Regions from separate parts of the Homo sapiens genome. Here all the other regions are linked to region 1. A link is a loop called in an ENCODE intact Hi-C map of the cell type or tissue named here. Cell type or tissue: PC-9. All regions are shown on one strand.

Evidence for each region. A loop is a pair of places that touch in the nucleus more often than their neighbours do. Peaks named below come from ENCODE experiments on the same cell type or tissue, not always from the same donor. Only the 100,000 strongest peaks of a DNase experiment are listed, where the experiment ranks them.
Region 2: a loop joins it to region 1, with 15 times the contacts of the local background. A loop is called at or near these places in 24 of 110 quality-filtered maps.
Region 3: it touches region 1 in a loop (3-fold over the local background); 4 of 110 quality-filtered maps call a loop at or near these places.

Annotation. Positions count from the first base shown.
Region 1 is chr2:224,352,635-224,360,634 of GRCh38, reverse strand. No RefSeq gene overlaps it. Among named protein-coding and RNA genes, the nearest start is that of FAM124B, 45 kb to the left of the region's middle. In PC-9, CTCF peaks have their summits at 643, 850, 2,847 and 3,058; a DNase peak (open chromatin) is centred at 3,054; H3K27ac peaks cover 180 bases.
Region 2 is chr2:225,657,429-225,665,428 of GRCh38, reverse strand. All of the region lies in intron 7 of NYAP2 (neuronal tyrosine-phosphorylated phosphoinositide-3-kinase adaptor 2), which reads right to left. Among named protein-coding and RNA genes, the nearest start is that of NYAP2, 260 kb to the right of the region's middle. In PC-9, CTCF peaks have their summits at 4,577, 4,780 (motif pointing right), 7,376 and 7,679; a DNase peak (open chromatin) is centred at 4,788.
Region 3 is chr2:222,967,677-222,975,676 of GRCh38, reverse strand. No RefSeq gene overlaps it. Among named protein-coding and RNA genes, the nearest start is that of ACSL3-AS1, 52 kb to the right of the region's middle. In PC-9, CTCF peaks have their summits at 3,584 and 3,783 (motif pointing left); DNase peaks (open chromatin) are centred at 2,236, 3,796 and 5,986.

The DNA.
Region 1 (8,000 bases):
TTCCTTTTTTTTTTGAGACAGAGTTTTGCTCTTGTTGCCCGGGCTGGAGTGCAATGGCACCATCTTGGCTCACTTCATCCCCTTCCTCCCAGGTTCAAGGGATTCTCTTACTTCAGCCTCCCAAAGTAGCTGGGATTACAGGCATGCACCAACATGCCCGGCTAATTTTTGTATTTTTAGTAGAGACAGTGTTTCACCATGTTGGCTAGGCTGGTCTCAAACTCCTGACCTCAAGTGATCTGCCCTCCTTGGCCTCCCAAAGTGCTGGGATTACAGGTGTGAGCTACTGCGCCCAGCCTAAAAATGTTGGATTCTATCCACAATGGAAATCTCTTCCCAGAATTAATCTCTCCTTTTCCTACCCTCCCATATTTCCTTGTATCTCTGTAATGGCAATGATCACAGTTTGTCTTATAATCTATGCTATGTTGCACATGTACCTGATTCCTCTAAGGAGTAATGAGGGGTGATGAAGACTAAAGATTATTTTAAAAATTATTATATTCTCTAAATTACACAGTAGAATGTTTAGTTCATAAGAGATGTTACATAATAATTCTATGCATTATAGTTGGCCATCATGTCTATGGGTATAAATTTATTCTAATCATGTTGAAAATATCAATATTTCAAAACTGTCTTGAACCTTATTAAAATGTTTTAAAATGTAGATTTCATTATTATTCAATTGTGAATATTATTCATACTTATATTATGATTCAATTGTATATAATTTAATTATGGTGAGGCCAACAGATCAGGAGACAACTGCCAGACTGCCATTGTAAAGATAGCTATTGCTCACAGCTCCTGGTGGAGGGGGCATGCCACACCATTCACGGCCACATGGGAGAGCACTAGGGCAAGTCAGGAGGCAGAATTGGTGAGGGGAATAGTGGGCGAGGACCTTTATCCTGGTTTCCCTGGTGGGGTGGGCTAAGCAGGCTTAGGATTGGCTAGTTTGAATAATTCCAGTGAGCTCTGGGGTGGAGGGACTGCGTCTGGTTGTCTAGTATTTGGCCCTGGGGTGATTAGGGCAGGGGAATATTGGCCTGAGTCTGAGGGCCCTATGACAGATGCTAAAGGAGGTGGCTGGGTGTGGGCTCTGGGGTCGTTGCTTGGCATCTGAAAGGTGCACTTGCAGGTGAGTCCTTTACTATCTCTAGAAATTGGCTGGCCTGATTCAGGCAGTCTGTCTAGAGTCAGCAAGGTCCTAGATGTCAAAGCATCAGAATAAAAAGACACACTTAATACAAGTGCGGAAACTGCTGCCCAACATATAGAACAATCAGAATAGGAACGGCTAACACGCCCAGAACATGTGATTTGTGCCTGGCCTCGTGCCATGTGCTGTGCACCTGTGAACCCAGTTCATTCCCCACGACCCTCGGAGTTGTGCTGTTTTAACTTGCCCAGCAGTATTCTGCTGGTAAGTTTCTAAATTAGAAATTTAGAAATTTCTAGACAGTCTGTCTCTCAAGAACCAAAAGGAAACAGATCTTTTTTTTTTGAGACCAAGTCTGGTTCTGTCACCCAGGCTGGAGTGTAGTGGTGTGATCTTGGCTCACTGCAACCTCTGCCTCCCGGGTTCAAGCAATTCTCCTGCCTCAGCCTCCCAAGTAGCTGGGACTACAGGTGTGTGCCACCACGTCTGGCTAATTTTTTGTATTTTTAGTAGAGACGTGGTTTCACCATGTTGGCCAGGCTGGTCTCGAACTCCTGACCTCAGGTGATCTGCCCGCCTTGGCCTCCCAAAGTGCTGGGATTACAGGCGTGAGCCACTGTGCCCGGCCAGGAAACATTTTTAATGCAGGTGGCATGGGGCGGTTCAAAGAACATAGCATCATAGAGAGGATGAGCTTAGCGAGAAGGTGAGTGCAGAGTGGACTATGCATTCATCCGAATGGAGAGAAGAATGAAAGAATATGTTTCTAATGAATGAAATGTATGTACACACAAAATTTCATTAAGCTAAAAGAAGTGTATACTCTTAATGATACTCCATTCTGATGTTTGTTCTCCATTTGTCCAAATGAACTCAAATTAATTGCCTTACATTAAAATGTACTTTTCATTTATTTATTTTTAATTTTTAAAATTTTTTTATTTTACTTTTTGAGACAGAGTCTTCCTCTGTCACTCAGGCTAGAGCACAGTGGCACAGTCTCGGCTCACTGCAACTTCCACCTCCAAGATTCAAGTGATTCTCCTGCCTCAGCCTCCTGAGTAGCTGAGATTGCAGACACGCACCACCACGCCTGACTAATTTTTTTGTGTTTTTAGTAGAGACGGGGTTTTGCCATATTGGCCAGGCTGATCTCAAACACTTGACCTCGTGATCCGCCTGCCTCGGTCTCCCAAAGTGTTATGATTACAGGCATGAGCCACCGCGCCCGGCCAAAATGTACTTTTTCTTAAAGAAAAATGGAAGGGGGTTGGCTTCAGCAGTGGATGGGTTTTGCCGGTTTCCCCAGCCAAAAGTCTCAAAGTGTTATGGCCACTTGCAGGTCAGAGAGGATATCCCTTCTGAGGGGTCAGAGTAGGGACAGGATGCGTGGAGGTGATGTGATGGTGGGAGGTCCACTTTAAGCCAGGCCACCTGCAATTCTGTCATTGGGAGCACAAAGATGGAGAAAATGAGGCTGGCACCCAGGCCACTGCAACTGGCCTTAAAGAATCCCTACCATTTGTGGTAATTTGTCACAAGGAAGCCAATTTTAGACCATCTGCATCTTGGAAAATTTCAAGACCATGTCTTATTGGAGCTATATCCAAGCCAGTGTAGTCTGAGACCATGCCAGGAACCCACTCAAGAGTCCATCTTGTTCTAGAAGACTAAAACACGTGTCGAAGTAACCCCGCAAGGTCTATATCAAAACCAAGAATCCTTGGGCTTCCTGTAGCATAGCATTCAGTAAATATTTACCCAATTAATTCCGTTTCATTGAAGAAATCTTGACCTGCACAGGGAAAAGGTGTCACACATCCACAATGTACACTCTCACTGTTTTAATGAGTATTTGCAAGTTCCCAGGGCCTTGGGTGCATCTGTAGTAAATGAGCGGGGTACTATCGCCACCTTGCGATGAGAAATGGAAGTATTTTCATTCTGAGAGTTGATTATGCAATGCTTCATTTAAATATGGATTAGTTTCTGTCACTTGCTTTTGATCAGTCCTTTCATTTTCATGTTTTGTTGCCTTACATATATTTACAAGAATTTGCACTAAATTAAAAAAAATCTGCACTAACCTAAAGTTGGTGAAAAACACCCTCAAACCTTTTGAAGCAAGGAAGGGGCCACTGTCGCTGTCTCTACAAGTCCCTAGCCTATGTTTATTCTCAGATGGGCTGAACATAGCAGATTTGGGGCCAAATACCCAAAATACCAGGACATCTGTTGTAATTCCTAGGAACTTCTGACCATTTTAAGCATTCCTTCATAGGTAATTATTACAAATTTCTCTGTGTTTGTCAAAGATGATTGGTGCTACCTCCTATATTGATTTTACTCCTTTTTTTTTTTTTTTTTTTTTTTTTTGACGGAGTCTTGCTCTGTCGCCAGGCTGATCTTGGTTCACTGCAATCTCCACCTCCCGGGCTCACGCCATTCCCCTGCCTCAGCCTCCCGAGTAGCAGGGACTACAGGCGTGTGCCACCATGCCCATCTAATTTTTTGTGTTTTCAGTAGAGACGGGGTTTCACCATGTTGGCCAGGATGGTCTCGATCTCCAGACCTCCTGATCGCCCACCTCGGCCTCCCCAAGTGCTGGGATCACAGGCGTGAGCCACCGCACCCGGCTTCTTCTTTTTTTTTTTTTTTTAAATGAATGAGAGGATTATCTGTTATAAAATCGGGCTACATATTTTGTAAACCTTATCTACAGAGAACATTTCCAACCACTGGAAATTAAAATAAGCAAAATATTACTAACAGGGAAAACTTCACATTGATTCTAAACTAACATAAACCTTTTTAAAATGTATCAGAAACTAGCTTGTTTTACCCCCCAAAATAGGACGTTCATAGATTTTAAGGGTGATCCATCTCCCATGCAATATTCAATCATTTTATTCTCATGAATTGCTGCACGGGCTCTGTAATTTGTCTGCCTCTTGAAGGCGCTCCATGTGGCTGTGACACTATTTTGGAGAGAGGTTGCTGTTCTCATAATATTTCCTCCTGGTCTTTTATTATTCCTATTTCACTCTTCTCATCACCCTCTCACCCCGTCCTTGCTAGCACCCATAACTTTTAAGTGTTATTTAATATTGAGCAGGAAATATGCTTTGTTGAACATGGAAAGAGTGTGTATTTGTAGGGGGCAAAAACAGGCCTTTTTGCTTTTTGCTTAAAAATAAGAATCTAGGTCTTGTTTGCGGCAATAATTTAGATAAATAAAAAAATTAATCAGGATCCTAAAATATGGAAGGTACCTGGTATTTAAAAGGAAGAGTTGCCTGACAATATCTTAAACAGCTCTATAGTCTTAATCTTCTGGGGAGAAACACGAAGGAAATCAATCAAGAAATTATATCCTGAGTCGTGTTAAAACCACTCCCTCCTATTCTAATATGGCTCATTGGAACCCGAGTGGAAACAGGACTGGGAAAGAGGGCTCATTTCGCTACTCCAGAACAATACTTGGCTGATGGAGTCCTTTGGGTTTCCTGAGGGTATGAATTCAGGGCCCTGCTCACCCTGTACATCCCTCTGTCAGAGCGAGGTGGATATCCTGAGTATGATCATTGATTTCTGGACCTGTGCAAAGACAGCATGTCTTAGGCCCTCCTTAGAATCATGTCCTCCTATGCCTTAACACGATAGCATCCCTTTTGGGTTCTAGCTCTGAAAAAGTACGAGCAATTGAGAGGCCAATGAGGGCAGAATTCTCACATCATTAAAAACCCCCAATACCACCCTGACCTTTGAAGATTTAACCTTTGTACAGCCCCAGCTGAGTTCTTGCTGGTTAGGAGGTGCTAAGTGGACACATTTCTCCCAGGCTGTTTGAGGAGGCTCTGAATGCCCTGGGGAGTTAGTACACAGCTCCCACTGCACACCCACAGGCTCAACGGGTGCTCTTCAACTTCCCATGTGGTTTCTTATTGTCCCAACTAAATGAGAAGCTCTTTCATGGGCAGGGAAGTTGTCAAGTCTCTTTAACTCTCAGGGAAGCTCAAGAAATTTATGGGAACTCAATACATGGTTGGGACTGATAATCAGATACAGAATGAAGAATGAGGAGGATGGAGGAGGAAGAAAAAGAGGAGGAGGAGAACAAGAGGAAGAGGAGAACAAGAGGAGGAGGAGGAGGGAAGAAGGAGGAGGATGAGGAGATTTGAGGGATAGTTCTCAATAAAACCCGGGGCATCAGAAGAGTGAAACAGGGAGTCAATGTTCAAAAGCCCTGAATTGGAGCAGAACGATCGCACCTACTGTGATCTTGTCATCTTAGGTTTGGGGTCTTGGATTATCCACCAGCAGACAACAAAAAGTGAGGCAGCATTGTTCGTAGGCTAGGAAAAAAGTCAAACCAATTGTTCCAAAGCTGGTAATAGAGGAGTTTCTCAGCACATCCCTCCTGCTCTCCCCGCACCCCACCCCGGGCTCCCACAGCCCCCGGGGAATCATCAGCCCAGGGCGTCCACATGGAAGAACCGGGTCAGAGGCCACTAATAGACTAAGAGGCATTGCTGATGGCAGAGTTCCAGATTTCCGCCTTTTCCAGATTTAGGCATTTTTATTTTGCAAGAATATCCCCACAGAATGGTGATCAGGCACATCTTAAATTTCTGACATAAAGAAGCCCAGGGGCCAAGAATGCCTGGGAGGCCCTACATCAGGGCGGTGATGGTTGCAGTAGAAATAGCAGCAGCACCAGACAGCACCATTCCAGCCAAGGCAGCCGTGGCCTGAGCTCCTGGGTGGAGGCTGCTGCTGCTGCTCCTCTGTTCCTACGTTCAGAGTTTCATCCCCAGATGGAGGCGATCTGCTCCACCGTCGACAGAGAAGGATGAAAATGACCAATGGTTCCAACAAAAGCTTGACTGTTTTAGTAATGATAGTGGGCAAGTCTGGCAACAGGTAAAAAACAATGACCACGGTAGGTGGTAACAGGTAAGGGATGGTGCCAGCTCTGAGGTCTCGTTGGTGGAGCTCTGGAGGGGATGGGAGAGAAGAGGAACCAGGGTGTTCTGCAGACCTCCTCTGGGCCGGGTTCTGAGACGGCCATTTAGCATCTTTCTTTTTTTTTTTGAGATTGGGTCTTACTCTGTCGCCCAGGCTGGAGGGCAGTGGCACGATCTCAGCTCACTGCAACCTCCACCTCCTGGACTCAAGTGATCCTCCTGCCTCAGCCTCCCAAGTAGCTGAACTACAGGCATGTGCCACCACGCCCAGCTAATGTTTGTACTTTTTTTTTTTGGTAGAGATGGGGTTTCACCATGTTGGCTGGGCTGGTCTCGAACTCCTGACCTCAGGTGATCCACCTGCTGACCTCAAGTGATCCACCCGCCTCAGCCTCTCGAAGTGATGGGATTACAGGAGTGAGCCACCGCTCCTGGCCCCATTTTGCATCTTATTACACTAATTTATATTTACTTTTAATTATGAAATCTTTCAAATATGCAAAAGAGTACAGAAAATAATATCACAGCCTCATGTAATGACACCTAACAGAACAACTGTAAACATTTTGTCAATTTTCCTCACATCTCTTCTGAGGTCTTTTTCAGCTTCTGGGTTTTGAAGGGGTTGCTTTGGGGGCATGCGGTAGAGCCCAGCTGCTATAATTTTAAAAACAAATAAACAAGGAAGCCATAGCCAACATTTGGCTGCTAAGAAGGGCAATCGTGATGCGATTCTTGTGTCAATTCATATATTCTGTTTATTCCTTATTTTCAAAAGTACTTTATAATTTTCGGGTTTTTTTTTTTTTTTTTTTTTTTTTTTGAGACAGGGTCCTGCTCTGTCGTCCAGGCTGGAATGCAGTGGCGCGTTTATGGCTCACTGCAGTCTCGACCTCCAGGACTCAAGTGAGCCTCTTGCAACAGCATTCCAAGTAGCTCTCAAGTAGCATCCCAAGTAGCTCAGCATCCCAGCTAATTTGGATGCTGAGGCAAGAGGATCGCTTGAGTCCTCGAGGTTGAGGCTATTTTTGTGTATTTATTTTTTGTAGAGATGGGTTCTCATTATGCTTTCCAAGCTCTTCTGGAACTCCTGGCTCAAGCAATCCTCCTACCTTGGCCTCCCAGAGTGCTGGGATAATAGGTGTAAGCCACTGTGCCCGACTTGATTTTCTGTTAAAGAAAATTTGTGATTCCTCTTCCTTACACGTGCTTCTGTTTCCCTGTGTTCTTATGCGTTTTTATCCTTTTGATGTAGTTGCAACCATGGTTTCCATGTAATTCTGTGTTCTACTTTCCCTCTGCTATGGCCACAGACTATTATTTCATAAATGTCCATTTCACTACACAGTTAGCATCTATGGTAAATTGTAGTAGCTGCAGGCGATACTGTTGAGCTTATAAGCCCAGATTTCCTTTGGGGGAAATTTAAGTTATTTATCTTGTTTTTTTTTTCCTTTCTGTTCCACAGTATGATCCTGAAGATTGTTTAGCGGCATTGAACTGAGCTGATTTGTGCTCCTAATTTCATGGCACTTCATCACCATCATTTTATGCTGCAGCCCCTCTTTTATTTTAATTTTACTTTCTTCTCTTTTCACTCCTGGTTCCCAATTTCATTCCCCTCCTCACATCTTGTATATTTACTATGTGCCCTTCCAAGCGACTTTCAGCAAGTTTCTTTAGATGTGTGTCCAATGAAAAACATACTGTATTGCTTTTGCTTTAAAAAATGTACTGAAATGGTATTATGCCCTAGATCCACTCTGTTCCTTTTTTTTTTTTTTTTATTTGAGACAGAGTCTTGCTCTGTTGCCTAGGCTGGAGTGCAATGGCGCGATCTCAGCTCACTGCAACCTCCACCTCCTGGG
Region 2 (8,000 bases), 1.3 Mb before region 1:
ACCTTCTTTCGGTTCAATAAACTGTAGTAGTGAACAGCTGTTTGTCACTGGGGGTGTTCACACTTAAAAACATTTTTTTTTCTTTTGCCTTTGTATTTGAATTTAGCTGCAAGAGTATTTTTAAAGATTCTATGGGCATGTAACAAGTGCTAAATCACCCAAGGAGGAGGTCTCCATGTGTTTAGGGAACCTGCTCAGCAAAGCCAGGGCAGAACTATAGAAAAAAAAAGAGCAAAGTTCAGCTTCAATAAACTTATGCAAAATTTTGTAAAGAGAAAATCTAAATAAAGTTAAGTAAAATGTATGGAGAAATTATGTAAGGTTTGTGCTATTTGCAAAGGTAAAATTCTATATTATTTGTGGAGAGAAGGCTTCATAATCCCTTCTGTTCTCAGAGACTATAAATGTCTTAATTTACTCCAATCATAGTTCATGTTCTGCCTTAAATATATACTTGTATCACTCGAGTATGGAATGTCTTTCTAGAATTGTTTCCATGATAGTTTCTCCTAATATTCATAAACCTTTGGGGGTTTTTGTTTGTTTGTTTGTTTTTGAGATGGACTCTCGCTCTGTCGCCCAGGCTGGAGTGCAGTGCCGTGATAGCTCACTGCAAGCTCTGCCTCCCAGGTTCACGCCATTCTCCTGCCTCAGCCTCCCAAGTAGCTGGAACTACAGGCGCCCGCCACCACGCCCGGCTAATTTTTTTTGTATTTTTAGTAGAGACGGGGTTTCACCATGTTCGCCAGGATGATCCTGGTCTCGATCTCCTGACCTCGTGATCCAACCACCTCTGCCTCCCAAAGTGCTGGGATTACAGGCATAAGCCACCGTGCCCGGCCGCATTTCAGTTCTATTCTCTAATTTTTCTCTCTCATCCTCAGTAAGTAGGTAAAACTTGTAAGTAACTAGCTGAGGTGGGCCTATGTGATGACTGTGTGCAGAGCCACAGTCAACAGTCCCAATGTGTCTGCAAGTTATTATAACAGTGATACAATGACATACTAATCCGTTTCCACTGTTAGCAATTATTTATTCATTCAATATGTATTGAGACAGCAAGAGATTTCCAGGATAAAAATAGACATTCCCAGCCCTCAAGAAGCCTCCATTCTAATGCAAACAATTATAAGCTGAATTTTTGGAATCCATACATGCTCCTTGGAAAAATGCAAAAAGCATTCCATGGTTGGATATATTTGAGAAACATAAGCAATATTATATCCCTCGCTTTGCAATTTCCGGTGCACATCAGCAAATTTGAAACTCAGATAGTAGCAAAATTTACTTAACTTGACTTTCCCCACACTGCTTTACTGTGTAATAGAGTTCCTCTCTGATGCAAAAATAAGGCCTTTCATGGTTATGACAGTAAGTACAGGGAAGAGACAGAGAAGGGAGAGCTGCTTGGGAAAGATAAAAAAGCCTTGTGGATGGGAGAGCACACTTGATCCCAGACTTGACAAATAAGCAATAGTTTGCCAGGAGTCAAGGACTAGGGAGGGTGTTCCAAGAAGAAGGAAGAGTCAGGCAACTCTTGGAGGCATGCCAGGAATATTTAAAAGTGATACAGGGCCGGGCGCAGTGGTTCACATCTGTAATCCCAGCACTTTGGGAGGCTGAGGCAGGCAGATCACAAGGTCAAGAGATCAAGACCATCCTGGCCAACATGGTGAAACCCCGTCTCTACTAAAAATACAAAAATTAGCCAGGCGTGGTGGTGTGCACCTGTAATCCCAGCTACTTGGGAGGCTAAGGCAGGAGAATCGCTTGAACCTGGGAGGCGGAGGTTGCAGTGAGCTGAGATCATGACATTGCACTCCAGCCTGGGTGACACAGTGAGACTCTGTCTCAGAAAAAAGAAAAAAAAAGTGAGAAAGAACTGTGGTGGGTGTGTGGATGAACCTGAGGTGTAGCAGGTGAATGGAGGCAGGTAATGGATAAGGAAGCTGAACAGGAAAACCAGGGCCAGGTCACACAGGGCCTTGAAATCCAAGCAAAGTTGTTTGTGATTCATGCTGTGGGCAGTGGGCACCTTTAAGTATTTTGCATGGAGGAACTCAACTACAATCACTCTTTTGCTGCTGTGAAGAATGGATCTGGGAACAGAGGGTGAGTTTAGAGGCTGGAGCTGGGAAAATGGGTGAGAGATGCTAAACCTGTGATCAAACTGCAGAGTCATCTTGCGAGACTTGTTTGGATTCAAGAGAAAAAAAGCACAAATCATAAAGATGCTGGAGTGGCCCCAGTCCCCTTCTGTACTGGTTTCCTGGGCCCATCTTGCTTCTCCCTAGTGCTCCATGCATGCTTACAGTAAAAACAGTGCTTTGTACTTTTTTGCTCAAAGAAAATGTTAAAAATAGCCCATGTTTTAAATAAACGAATGACTGAAAATGAACACATTTAACACTTCTGGTCTAAAGTGTGCTTTTGTATTCATTATTTATTTTATATGGAGGTAGAAATCAAAATACTTGGAAATTCCGCGAGGCCTGGAGACTGCGATCGTCGGATATGAGTGTTTGCTTTCTCCAAGGGTAGGTCCCTTGTTTCATTATTTAGGTTTATATCAGACAAGTGACAGTACAGATTGTGTTCCTTCCTAGATCGTTCCTTGAATGATAAGCAACTTCAGCTCTATTGGTTTCTCCCGAAAAACCTCTACCCCTTTCATATGCAAAGTTGATTGGGTTGGGTAGGATTACTCCTGACACCTTTTGGTCCTTCAAATAACTTTCTCATTTTCTGGGAAAGAAGTCATTAAATGCAGCATTCCAAATGCCATCCCTGTCAAAATAGCTGACAACTAGGGATTATTAACTAGCTCTAATGCAGCATTTACTTTAGAAAACAAATGCTTTGACATGACAGTACAGTTGGGGTTCCCCCCTCCCACTTTAAAGTGTCTGTTCGTAGGATTCTGTGGAAGTCCAGAAGCCAGATACATTTTGGTGAATACGTCTTGGTCTTTTGTGTTGTTGGTTAAATCTACAACAGTACTCTGGAAGCTGATATCTATGTGTGCATGTGTGGGCGAGGATATGTTTTCTTTTCAGAATGTGGAAAGGGTTCGATGTGCTCAAGTGTTAATATCCACAGACACTTGTGCACATGCACAGCTGCAGGGCTGATGTCCCATGGCACTAGTCCATGGTCCACAAAAATGTAATAACCGATGAATGGAACTTAGCTTTCTTCCAGAAGTTACTTTCCCAACCTCATGTCAACTTTGGAGATTTTGCTCTTGGTTGGCACTCTGCTTATTTGAAGTCCTAGTTGAATTTGTCCTCTGCTATGACATTTTAGTCTCAAAAAGTCAAAAGGCAAGACCTGGGAAATTGAAGAGTGATTAAATAAATGGATGAAAGTGAAGGAAAATAAGTTTTAGAATGGGAGCAAATTCAGGGGCAGGTGCAGTGGCTCACGCCTGTAATTCCAGCACTTTGGGAGGCCGAGGTGGGCAGATCACTTGAGGTCAGGAGTTCGAGACCAGCCTGGCCAACATGGTGAAACCCTGTGTGTATTAAAAATACAAAAATTAGCCAGGTGTGGTGGTGCATGTCTGTAATCCCAACTACTTGGGAGGCTGAGGCAGGAGAATCACGTGAACCCAAAAGGTGGAAGTTGCAGTGAGCAGAGATCATGCCACTGCACTCCGGCCTGGGTGACAGAGCTAGACTCCGCCTCAGAAAAAAAAAAAAAGAGAGAGCAAATTCAAAAAGGAAGTTATATATGAGGCAACTATGCATAAAGCAGGGGTTTGATAGATAGAACTACCTGGTTTTATATCTTACATCCATAAAGCCACTCACTGGTTATAAGACCTTCAATAGGTAACAGAAACTGTTTAGCCAAAAATTTTATCATCAGTGAAACGGGTATAATATTACCTACTTCAAAAGTGTGCTGTAAGAACAACATTAGATAATACAGCATTCTGAGCACTCTGGCAAACACATAAGAAGCTCTCAACAAAAGCTATTTTAGGAATCCAATTTATCTGGAGAAGTGTTTTCAACCTGAAGGATAATGTTCATTTGCAGCACAGAATGAAGAATGAAGATTTGTCCAGCAGGTGAGCTGGGTGCTAGTGCTAAAGATCTCTAGTGTTTCTTGAGTAAAAAACTCATGGCAAAGACATATTTATTATTCTGAATGAAGGGTACTGCCACTCTGAGCCAGTACTAACAGCATGTAAACATTTATTCCTAATGCACATGCAATTTAAGTTGGAGGTAAATTTACCCACAAGTTAGCAAGAATACTATTTTCCGGAAAGACTCTCAAGCTATCTGTTTCAAACATGTTAATGGAAAACAAAAGAAATCAAGAAGGAATTTTTCCATTTAACCAGTCATGCTTTTTTCTGTTCTTTTCCTTTTCAGTTGGCAAAAGAGGGATAATGATCTCCTTTCCTGGAAACTCAGGTTGAATTAAGGGATTTACAATGCACAGAAGATGTCATAAATCCTAATGAAAACAGCTGCACATATTCATAAATAATGCATAGCACTCTGAGATCAGTAGCTGTGATTCATTTTTCCCCTAAGTATTATTTTTAAAGGCATACTATTTAAAAGTTAGAGAACCTAAAATTGCAAGATTAAAGTAACGAAAAAAATTCAAAACAAAAATCATCAGCAGATTTTGTCATAGATTTCTACAGGCGTTTTGCTTATTATCCCAAACAACGCATACATCTTCTGTGTCATAAAACAGTTTTGTTTGATTCAATTTTTGAAAGCCAAGTATAGATTCCAAAGTGCGCTACAGACGCTAGGTGGCGCCATGTATCCACCTAGTGTTATGCTGTGTTTCCACAGGCTGAGTTGGCCCGCCCCATCTGAAGCCAGACATTCGTTTTAATAGTTAAATCGATACATTTTATAATGTGAATGGTTGCAGGCATTAAAAAAAATAGGCATTTAAAACTGGTATGTGGAATCTTTAAGTAAATGCTGAGGTTGGCAAAAAAAAAAAAAAAAAATGTATCCTGTGTCTCTAATACCTGCTGTCCCGACCCTAGCAGATAATAGCTTCCTATATAGACTTAATGTTTTCATTGTATTTTCTCCTACCTTAATTCAAAGAGGTGAGTAAGTAGTATTGGGGGCAGGAGAGCTGACAGTTCTGAAATGCTACCTGTAGCCAATTTCTACGTACTTTGCCTCCAACCCACATATGAGACCTACAAGGTAAGAAGAAATGCCAGACCTAAACTCCCTATTACATGGTAAATAACTTAGTAACTAATTTTGTAATTGTGAAAGAAGGAGTAATGAATATAATGGGCTCTAGGGGGGTACCAAGGACAAGGTGGGGGAAATCAATTTGCCCCAGGTGCAGGCAATAAGGAGATGCACTGTCTACAGAGAACTTAAAACCAGTGATAGAACCAACTAGAAATCTGTCTGCTTTTTCTTATCACCATGCACTAGCAGTTGTATACCAGCTTGGGGATAGTGGGGTGGACCAATCATTCCTTCAGTGACTACTGCCTTTGGAATAACACTGACTGAACTACTTTTCTCTTTAGAATTTTCCAGCAAGCAGAAAAATTGAATTTTTTGGAAAGAGGAAAAACTGTTAGGAAAAGGAGAAAGAATTAATATTTTTTTCCCACAAGTAATGTCTGTCCAGGACTTTACACACCTATGTTATCTCATTAATCCTCAACAACAACCCCAGACTCAGAAAGGTTCAGCAACATATTCCAGGTCTTACAGCCACTAACCAGTAGAGCCAGGATTCTAATAAATCTTTACTTCCTGTAAGTCTCATATCTATCTCAGGTTTTTGTCTATCTCAGGTTTTTGACTGGTTAATATCAGGTTCTGAGTGGTAAATCTCAGGTTTTTGAGTGGTTAATGTCATAGCCTTTGACATTTAATAAATACAAAACTTTGGATAAGCTATGTAACCTTACTCACTTTGGTATCCTTGGTTGTGATGTGGGATAATAATAGTACCCATCAGTGAGGACTGTAGGGAACACACCTACAATGATGCAGGCATGCTCCGAGCCCAGTCCTGGCACATGGTAAGCACATGAGAGGTGACAAAAATGGCACATCATGTTCATTATGCAAACTTCACCTAAGAACCCTGAATAACTTTTTGTCCCTTCCAGATGGTAAAGAAAGCTGGAGTACGTACTTCTGCTACTTCACACCTGTAGCTCTGGTGGTGAAGTTGATAACTCTGACCTCGGATGCTGAAGAGAGGGACACACACAGGTACCAGCGACAGCAGAGTTAGATAACAGGCATCCTCAGAGTCCACTGGGCCCAATCCCCACCCTTATTTGTCAATTGGTTCAAGACTTCTTTGAGAACATCTTCTTGCTTATTATACCCTCCTTGCTCTGACAGAATAAATGACAAGGTTGTTGGCGGCAGGCATGAGCTTGTTTTGTTTTATTCCACTCTATAATGGAGTTACTGAGAGACTGATCATGGAACTTCTGGACTTGAAAAAGTGACCCACAAATATTCTGCTGCCTAAAGTATGTAAAAGTTAATAAGCACGCAATGGCTAAATAATATGTAAATTACTTAGCCCATACTTCAGCTAAGTTGTAAAGAGTTATGACCCTCTGAATTCTTTGTATTAAAGTAGAAAGGAAATAATTCCAACATTTCATTTTACATATTCCTTGATTCAGCTACTATTTAAAAGTAATAATAAATTTTATTTTCCACCTTAGATATGACATTAATTAAAGCTCATAGAGAGTGCCATAAAGAACTAAAGCCTAACATTTTTATAAAACAATTTGACAGGACCATATAAAGCACACATAAGATAATGCTTTTTATATATTTTTTGCACTTGCATTGTTTTAATGCAACTAGGCTATAGTACTTGGTAATAGATCCACTTAGCCACTGACATTCTTATTTGTAACATGAATTTATTCCACATTTCACAGGGCTAGATCCAAATTCTTTGGTAAATATCATTTTTATAACAAATAAGCATAATTTCTTTGTAGCATAATTTCTTTTTAACATAATCTTTGTTAACATAGCACTTTATTTTACAATTTGAAGTTAGTACAGAGAAACACTTCTCAAACATAATGCTGATGTTGTACTGTGAACTTAGGGGGGTGTTCCAAGACCTCCTCTTAGGGTTTTTCATGTTTGGAAATATATGTAAGGTTGACATGTATGCAGAAGGAAGTAAATAATAAGAGCCAATTTTAATATGTGTTGCACAGCCTGAAAGAAGCTGTGTGGTGGTGAGAAGCTGTGTGTTAATGAGTTCAGATTTTGTTGGTTCTGTTCTGTGTGTTGTTTCTGCTTTTCTTCCATTTCCATCATGTGGTGTAATCATGAGCATACAATAAAATCAGCTGTGTAAAGGTACAAATGGCATGGAAAACATGTTCTCAGTTCAGGTCTGATAGGAGAATCTGGAATATCACAGAATCTCAAAAAAGAAAAAAAGAAAACACTTTTGTTCAACACTTGAGCAGCACATTATAGAGAAGGGGCCGTTGGTCACACAGAGTGAGGGTGGCACATGCTCTCCAACTACATATTCTGTGGCTATCTCATTCCCAGCACTGCTTTCTCCTGTGGACTGTAAAACCTTAGTCTCAAAGTAGGAAACACTTGACAATGTATCCAACTGATCAGGTAAAATGTCCCTGGTCTATAGGACAAGGGGCTAAACTAAAGTGTGCATGACTTTGGCAAAACAAGTCATCTCTATGCTCATAGTGGCCTGAGAATTGTAAAGAGAAAATATTTTTGAAGTTTTTCTACTCTTACATTTTACGGTGTTTTGGTTTTTGTTTTTACTTTCCTTTTCCTTTTTTTTTTTTTTTTTTAGAGCAGTTTTAGGTTCACAGCAAAATTGAAAGAGATTTCCCATATTGCCCTTAGGACTTGTTTTTGTTTTTCTGCTTGATTCTATTGAAGGCACAAATTAAATGAGGATGGAGCTTTGCAGCCTTTAAGGTCAGGTTATTCAGAGTTGGGGTGGGCACCCAG
Region 3 (8,000 bases), 1.4 Mb after region 1:
TCACTTCATATGAATGGCAAACACATATCAGTGTATATAAATTACTGGCACAAGCAGAGTCTCACTTACTGGCTGTGACCTACACACCAGGTCATTGGCCAGAGCATCATGGACCACAGCACAAATAGTGCTGGATGATAGGGTTCACTGCCAAGACGAAGAGGAGGGATGAAAACAGGAAAGGAGAAGTTTGCCACATGCTCAACTCAAGTCTCCTTACAATAAAAAGTCAAAAATTTATTTTCTGAACTACATATCTGCTCAGATCTTACCATCTTCATTTAGCCACCAAATTGTTGACTTAAAAAAAGGGGGGGGCAGGTGCGGTGGCTTTCGTCTGTAATCCCAGCACTTTGGGATGCCAAGGCAGGCAGATCACAAGATCACGAGTTTGAGATCAGCGTGGCCAACATGGTAAAACCCTGTCTCTACTAAAAATACAAAAATTAGCTGGGTGTGTTGGCGCATGCATGTAATCCCAGCTACTTGGAAGGCTGAGGCAGGAGAATCACTTGAACCCAGGAGGTGGAGATTGGAGTGAGCCAAGATCGCACCATTGCATTCCAGTCTTGGCAACAGAGTGAGACTCCATCTCAAAAAAAAAAAAAAAAAAAAGGGAAATCAGATTCACAAAGTTACAGAATCTCTTTCTTGGCTAAGACCCGAAGCTCCTTCATTTCTGTTAAAATTAGGCAAATAATTCCCAAATGGCAATGTGGAGTCCAGGACTAATATGCAGCACCTGGGAAACTTCTACAACTTACAGATGCCTTGAGCTTACCCCACGTGGATAGATCCAGAATCTTTAGGGGAGGGTTCCATCCTTTTGAGCATCCCTGATGATGATGATGAGGGGCCAGTCTTGGGAACCCCTGAAACAGGCCATTTTCATGCCCAGATTTACAGAGTCTGCATCTGAATGTCATGTTCATTAATTAATGCATTTCCTTATAACTTGCCATTAGGAAGTTTGCCCAGCAAGTTTCAAGAAGATAACATAACGCTGATAGCCAGTCCCTCCTATTTACCCAGGAGTTTCCCTTCTCCTCTGCTGCAAAAGTCTTTCCTTTCTTCCAAAGTCCTGACACTTTCCACTTAAACTGGCCTTGAGTCATATCTAAACCTCCCCCCTCTCAAAGTGAAACCCAATTTACCCCTTCTCACCCTAAATACTTTTTCTGTTGAGATTCTTATATATGCAACATGAGTGCGTCCCCTGGACATATTGGCTAAATGTCCAGAAAAAGAATTGCTCCAATAAGTGCTCAGTAAAACTCCTAATGAGCATGGAGTAGATGCTTAAAATAAATTTTTAAAAAACCAAAGTTGTATTTCAGTTCTGTGTGTGTGTGCGCGTGTGCGTGTGTGTACATGACTGTGCGTGTGTTGAAAGGAAGGGAGAGATTTTTAATCAAATTTAAACAAAGCAATAATTTATATTCCAATGATGGAAAAAAACAATTTGGTCTCGTATATGGAATCTGAGGGAAAGACAAGCTTCTCATTTATAATTTGGAAAGATGCCAGGGGTAGGAGGTGGGAGAGCTGAGGAGGGCAGGGGTGCAGTTTTTTTTCTTTTTTTAATAACATTTTTTAAATAGTGTGACATGTATGGTCATGCCTAAATCTCCCTAAATTATATTTTAGAAAAAAAAAATTCATTTAACCTCCTTTCCTTTGTTGGGAAGACAGATGTCATGGAAACCATGCCTGTGCCTAAAGGAAGAGATGGTAAAAATGATATCGCTATTTCCATGGCTTCAAAAAGTGATGCTGGTTCTCTGTGCAGGGACATTGTCAAGCATCAGGAACTTTTCCCAGGCTGAGCTGCCTTCCGCACTCAACCCCAGCTACTCTCTGTCAATACACTACCCAACCTTCCAAGTTCAACTCAAAACATGTCAGCCTCTCCAGTAGCTTCCTCTGCCCTGGGTTAAGAGAGAGCTTCCTGTGCTAGAATTTAGTTCTCCACTTCTTGAGTTAGAACAGTGCTCTCAATCAGAAAAGATTTTGTCCTTTGGGGATCTGTGGCACTCAGCGTCTGGAGACACTTTTAGTTGACACAGTAGGGAGGGAAGTGCTACTGGTATCCAGTGGGAAGAAGACAAAAATGCTGCTAAACATCCTATAATGCACAGGGCAGCCTTTGACAGCAAAGGATTATCCAGCCCCAAACATTGGCCGTGCTGACATGTAGACCTCTCCCTCCTCCTCAGCCTTTTACCTACTTGGCTTCCAGGACACCACATTCTTCGGCCATGAGTTTTCTCCGACCTCACTGGTCCACCCTCTTCAGTTACCTCTGCTGGCTCCTCCACACCTCCCCAAACTCTAAACATTGGAGCGCACTAGTGTTGGGCTTTATCTCTTGTCTACCCATTGTCACTCCAGTCTATGCCTTTAAATATCATCTTCAGACCTGCTACTCCCAGATTTATATCTGACTGGACCCTGCCCCTGAATTCTAGTTTCATAGATCTGAACATCTCCATTTGGACATCTGAAAGGCATCCCGCACTCAGCATATCCCAAACTGAGTTCCTGATCTTTCCCCCAAAAACCTGCCCTTCCAAATTATCTCAGTTAATTGCCATTCCATCTGCCCAATTGCTCAGGGAAATAACCTCAAAGTCATCCGTGACCCCTCTCTGCCTCTCAAATTTTCATTCAATCTACCATCAACTCTACTGGCTCCAAAGATATCCTAAATCTGACCACTTCTCTTCACTTCCACTGTCATTCCCTTTGGGCCTGGTCACCACCATCTCTCACCCAGACATGGCAGCTGTCTCCTAACTGGTCTTTCGGCTCCTGCCTGTAGGACCTTCTCAATGCAAGAGCCGGAGTGATCCTTACAAAATGCAAGGCAGATCATGCCACGCCTCTATTCAGAACGCTCAATGGCTTCCAGCAATTTCCAAAGTAAAGTCGAAAGTCCTTATACTGTGCTGCAAGGTCTCGTGTGATCACTCAGCTTCGAAATCTCCGGCTTTTCCCCCATTAGAATCTCTCTGACTCATATCCTGCCCTGCCCCTTCACCTGCCCCAGCAGCCACATCAGCCTCCTGGGTCCTCCATGCCTCCTCCAGGCACCTCCCGACCCCAGGACCATTGCCTTTGCTGTGCCCACTGCCTAGAATGGTCTTCCCCTAAAACTCCCGTGGCTCACACCATCAATCCTTCAGGTCTTATTGAAATGTCACTGGCTCCAAGAGGTCTCCGATGCCACGCTATTTAAAAGTGAAACCCTGCACCTCCAGTGGTCGGCTGTAATATCTTTCCCGTAGTGCTGACCACCATCTGGCACACTCGTTATTTTTCTGGTATGAGTTTTTGACAGATTCAAGCTCTCTAAAGACCGGGACTCTTCCGTATGACTGTCTCCACAGCATGCAGACGAGTGCCATCCACGGTAAATGCCCAGCGATGCACAGCTGAACCCCCCGCAGACTTCAAGATTCCCCAGGAACAGGAGGTGTCGTATCACCCACAGCAGCTTATCCAGGTCTCCTTCCACGCCTTCCTATATGACCTCCATCTCTCTTCCAGGCTAAGCCCTGCACAAGGAGCTTTTGTACACATTTGTCATTTCATTTTGTTTACTGGAACCCAATCGATTTTTAATTGAATTTACAATCAGAATCCCGAAAATGTCAAAGGTATCTTCACCGCGGTGAAAGCTTCATGCTGCTCTCCAAACCTCAATTTACCAGCAGCCTGCAGAGGCTGCAAATCACTCCAGAGGTGGTGCCTTTGGAGGACAGACTGTGAGCAGGGTTTCTGCACCATCTTGTGGACAGCTTGGGAATGACACCTACTGAAACGTCTTTTACGTCCCAGCGTGTGTGTGTGTGTGTGTGTGTGTGTGTGTGTGTACACGAGAAAGAAAAGCTTACTGATGTCTCCTCCCCACACCAAAATGAATACCTCCTCTCCTCACCAGTCCTCAATGCTAAAGGCTTCTTGGTTGTGTTTTAAGCTGGTAATTCCCTTTTTCAGTTAAAAAAAAAAAATTCCTCCTCCTGGCCCAGTAAGGAGAGAACTGAAGGCTCCTTGCGGTTTGGCTTCTCCCAGAGTGTCTTTCCCTTAGCAGCAGCATCTAGTTCACTCTCTGAATCAGGAAACTGAGCAGGTAAGATGAGTCTTCAGTATCTAAAGGGGCTGTCCTAGGAGGCATGATTTCAGCAGCACCATGTGAGGCCAGCACACCACCCCCTAGTCCGGTGGGCCCTCTGTAATATGCCTTTTATTCCACTGTCAGAACTCAGGTTTTAGATGTAAACACTCCTGGGAGAGGAGCACTAATGTCCAGTCATACCGACCCGAATGACCAACAGCCAACCTACAGGCAGGAGGTGGAGAATGAGGGCAGACAAAGGCCGCTAGTCACCTAGTGGGGAAGGCAGGTCTGGGACAAGAAAGGCCACCTGACCCTCCAAATTCCACTGCACACACCTTACAATTTCCCTCCTACTCGGCCTACCCATGCATAGTGTCAACTCACTGATTCCATCCTGTGTGTTTGGGATTGAAGAGGGGAAAATGGCCAGATCCATCTTCATTGTGAAAATTCTACACTCCAAGGGTTCGTACAGCAATTCCACTACCTCAAGACCCTCGAACTATATTAACTACAGCCACCCAAGCTTGCCTGGGGAAAGACGGTGGACAAAGAGCCATGATTTGTAACCAGCACATGGTTTGTTTGAAAGAAGCATGCACTTCTGAGGTGTGAGAAAGTTCTAGAATCATTTTAGCCAAGATCAAAGAGATTGTTTGCTTTTGTAATATGTTAAGAAAATGGAAGAAAGAGTGTGGACTCATAAGTAAATTTAAACTTTAGACCAGTATGTATGAATTAGCATCAGAAAGGGAAGGGAAGAGAGTAAAGATTGATTGAAAGCCCATTTATGGAATGCACTATCCAGCCACAAAACAAAAAATAAAGCATTATTTCCTCCCCATTCTGGATTATAATCTAGTTGTGCCTTTTTGAAAAGCCAGTCTCATCAACAGAAAGCTATCTTGATTTGAATGGCTCATTAAATAGGATAGAACAGGGGAATTCCAGCTCTAAATGGAAGGCTGTTTACAAACCTAAATTTAATAATCCTCATTAGAGGCCAGCTATGCGATCCTGAGCTAGTAGTTTAACCTCTCTGAACCTCATTTTCCTGATCTGTAAAATGGTGTGCTGATGCTGTGAAAAACAGTTGGGTGTTTCCTCAAAAAGTTAAACATAAAACTACCATACGATCCAGTAATTTCACTTCTGAATATATACTTAAGAGTGAAAGCACAAACTCCAACAGATATTAGTACACTAATGTTCATAACATCATATTCACAATAACCCAGAGGTAGAAATAACCCAAATACCAATGGACAGATTAATGAATATACAAAATGTGGGATAAACATACAATGTTTTGTTTTGTTTTGTCTTGTTTTCGAGACAGGGTCTTGCTCTGTCACCCAGGTGGGACTGCAATGGTACAATCATGGCTCACTGCAGCATCAACTTCCCGGGCTCTAGTGATCCTCCTGCCTCAGCCTCCCGAATAACTGGGACCACAGGAACACACCACTATGCCTGGCTAATTTTCAAAACTTTTTTGTAGAGATGGGATCTCTCTATGTTGCCAGGCTGATCTCAAACTCTTGGGCTCAAGTGATCCTCCTGCCTCGGCCTCCCAGAGTACTGGGAATATAGGTATGAGCCACAGCACCCAGAAAATGTATTATTTTTAGGCCTTAAAAAGGAATGAAATTCTGATGTAAGCTACAACATGAATAAACCTTCAAAGTGTGTATGCTAAACGAAATAAGCCAAACACAAAAGGACAAATATTGCATTATTCCACTGAGGTACCTAGAATAGGCAAATTAATGGAGAAGAGAAGTAGAATAGAGGCTACTAGGAGCTGTGGGGAGGGAGGAATGGTGAGTTAGTGTTTAACGGGTGTGGAGTTTCAGTTTGGGGTGATGCCAAAGTTCTTGAAACGGATAGTGGCAATGATTGCATAACATTGAGAATGTATTTACTGCCACTAAATTGTACACTCAAAAAAAGGTTAAAATGGTAAACTTTATGTTATGTATATTTATCACTATGATAGAATAGATGATAAATAGATGATAGATAGATAGATAGATAGATAGATAGATAGAAAATGGTACTGGGTTACTATTCAAAGTCATGTCTTTCTTAGCCCTAAATATATATATATATATATATATATATATATATATATATATATATAACAATTTAAATATATATTACAATTTATATTTGTAGAAGGAATATATATATATATCCCTTCTATTATGTTGTCTAATTCTATGTTTATTGTATTGCGTATTTTGCTAAATTTTACTCTGTGCAAAACATGTGTTGAATAGGTGTGAATTAATTAATTATATAGTTTTATTGACTACGGCAGTACAAAAGGAAAAGATGTTACGATAAATTTTCTCAATACACAATACAAACTAAAAGGACTCTTCCAGTCCTCCTGAGCTGGTTCCATCCTGAACCAGGTATGTCTCCCAAGAGGCCCCAGCAGGGCAGGCTCTTCCTCTACAGTTTGATGAGAAAAGTCTCCATGATGTACTCTTCTCATATTTACAGTATGAAGAATGGCTTTTTTTCCCTCTAGTTTTAATTGAGATGGAACATTCCAAGGCCAAGAAAATGTCATGCATTCACTGGTGAGTAAGCTAGACATGACGGGAATGACAGTTACAGGACACAGCTATTTACCAAAAACGTGACCTATGGGACTTAAGAACCATGTCACGCTGCTCTGCCTGATGGTATCTATTTGGATGACCTGAAATCAGAAACTTGGTTTTCTTTTGAAGAGAAAAATGTCCAGAGTATACTGAGATATGCACGGGGGTAAGGGACACGTGCAAGTGTGCACATCCACGTGTTCACAGCCATGGGGAAGGGAGGAAAAATCACCCCTTAACTCAAAGAACTCTGGAAATTACAATAGGAAACAACCTACTTTCCCTATTGAACAGCAACAAAATGAGAAGCAAGCAATAAGGGATAATAAAATGCCCAAGTTATGTTTTTACATGCAAGTAAAGTGAGTCAAGAGGACTATAACTTTGAAGACAAGTTATGGAATATGAATCTCTCCACATAGGGTGCTTACTGTATTTTCTCATTTCTTTCAAATCCTGTAGAAGTGCATAGTCAAGACTGAAAATATAAAAGGCCATAAAAATGGAGATACAAATGGCTCTCCAGATGTTTGAGTCTGTTCTAAGAGAAATCACATTTGTGAGAGCAGACAAAAATGTGAAACAAAAAAAATGGTAGAGCTTAAATGTTAAAGCAAACTCAATTGATAGACATTAATTGAGCACCTACCAAATAAAAGATACTGGGCTAGCCTCCACAAAACAAAAAATAAGGCATTATTTCCTCCCCATTCTGGATTATAATCTAGTTGTGCCTTTTTGAAAAGCCAGTCCCATCAACAGAAAACTATCTTGATTTGAATGGCTCATTAAATAGGATAGAACAGGGGAATTCCAGCTCTAAATGGAAGGCTGTTTAACTCCATCTTCAGCTGGGTTCTCTTTAAAATGACAGCAAGACAATTTAAAAGGATTTAATGCACAACGATAAAGAAAGTAAAAGAAGGGCTGTCACTGAATAGAAATTCAACAAATGACTAGAAGATGGATGAAAACAGATGAAGTAGATCAGAGGAACCATGGCCTAGAGTCCTTATGGGAGGCGATACGCCCATCTACCTTGCCAGACTCTGATAGGTTTCAGCACTCAGAAACAGAATAATGAAGGCAGTGAAATGAAGGTGTGGACATGGGCTGCCCTGTCCCACTGCACTCTCTCAGCACACTAGAAACCAGACATCTCCCTGGCCTACCCCACCTTACTCCCCAGTCTAAGCATCAAAGGGTCCTCCTTGAAACAAATTGATAGCCCCACTGGAAACATCTCTGCATTCTGGCACTTAGGA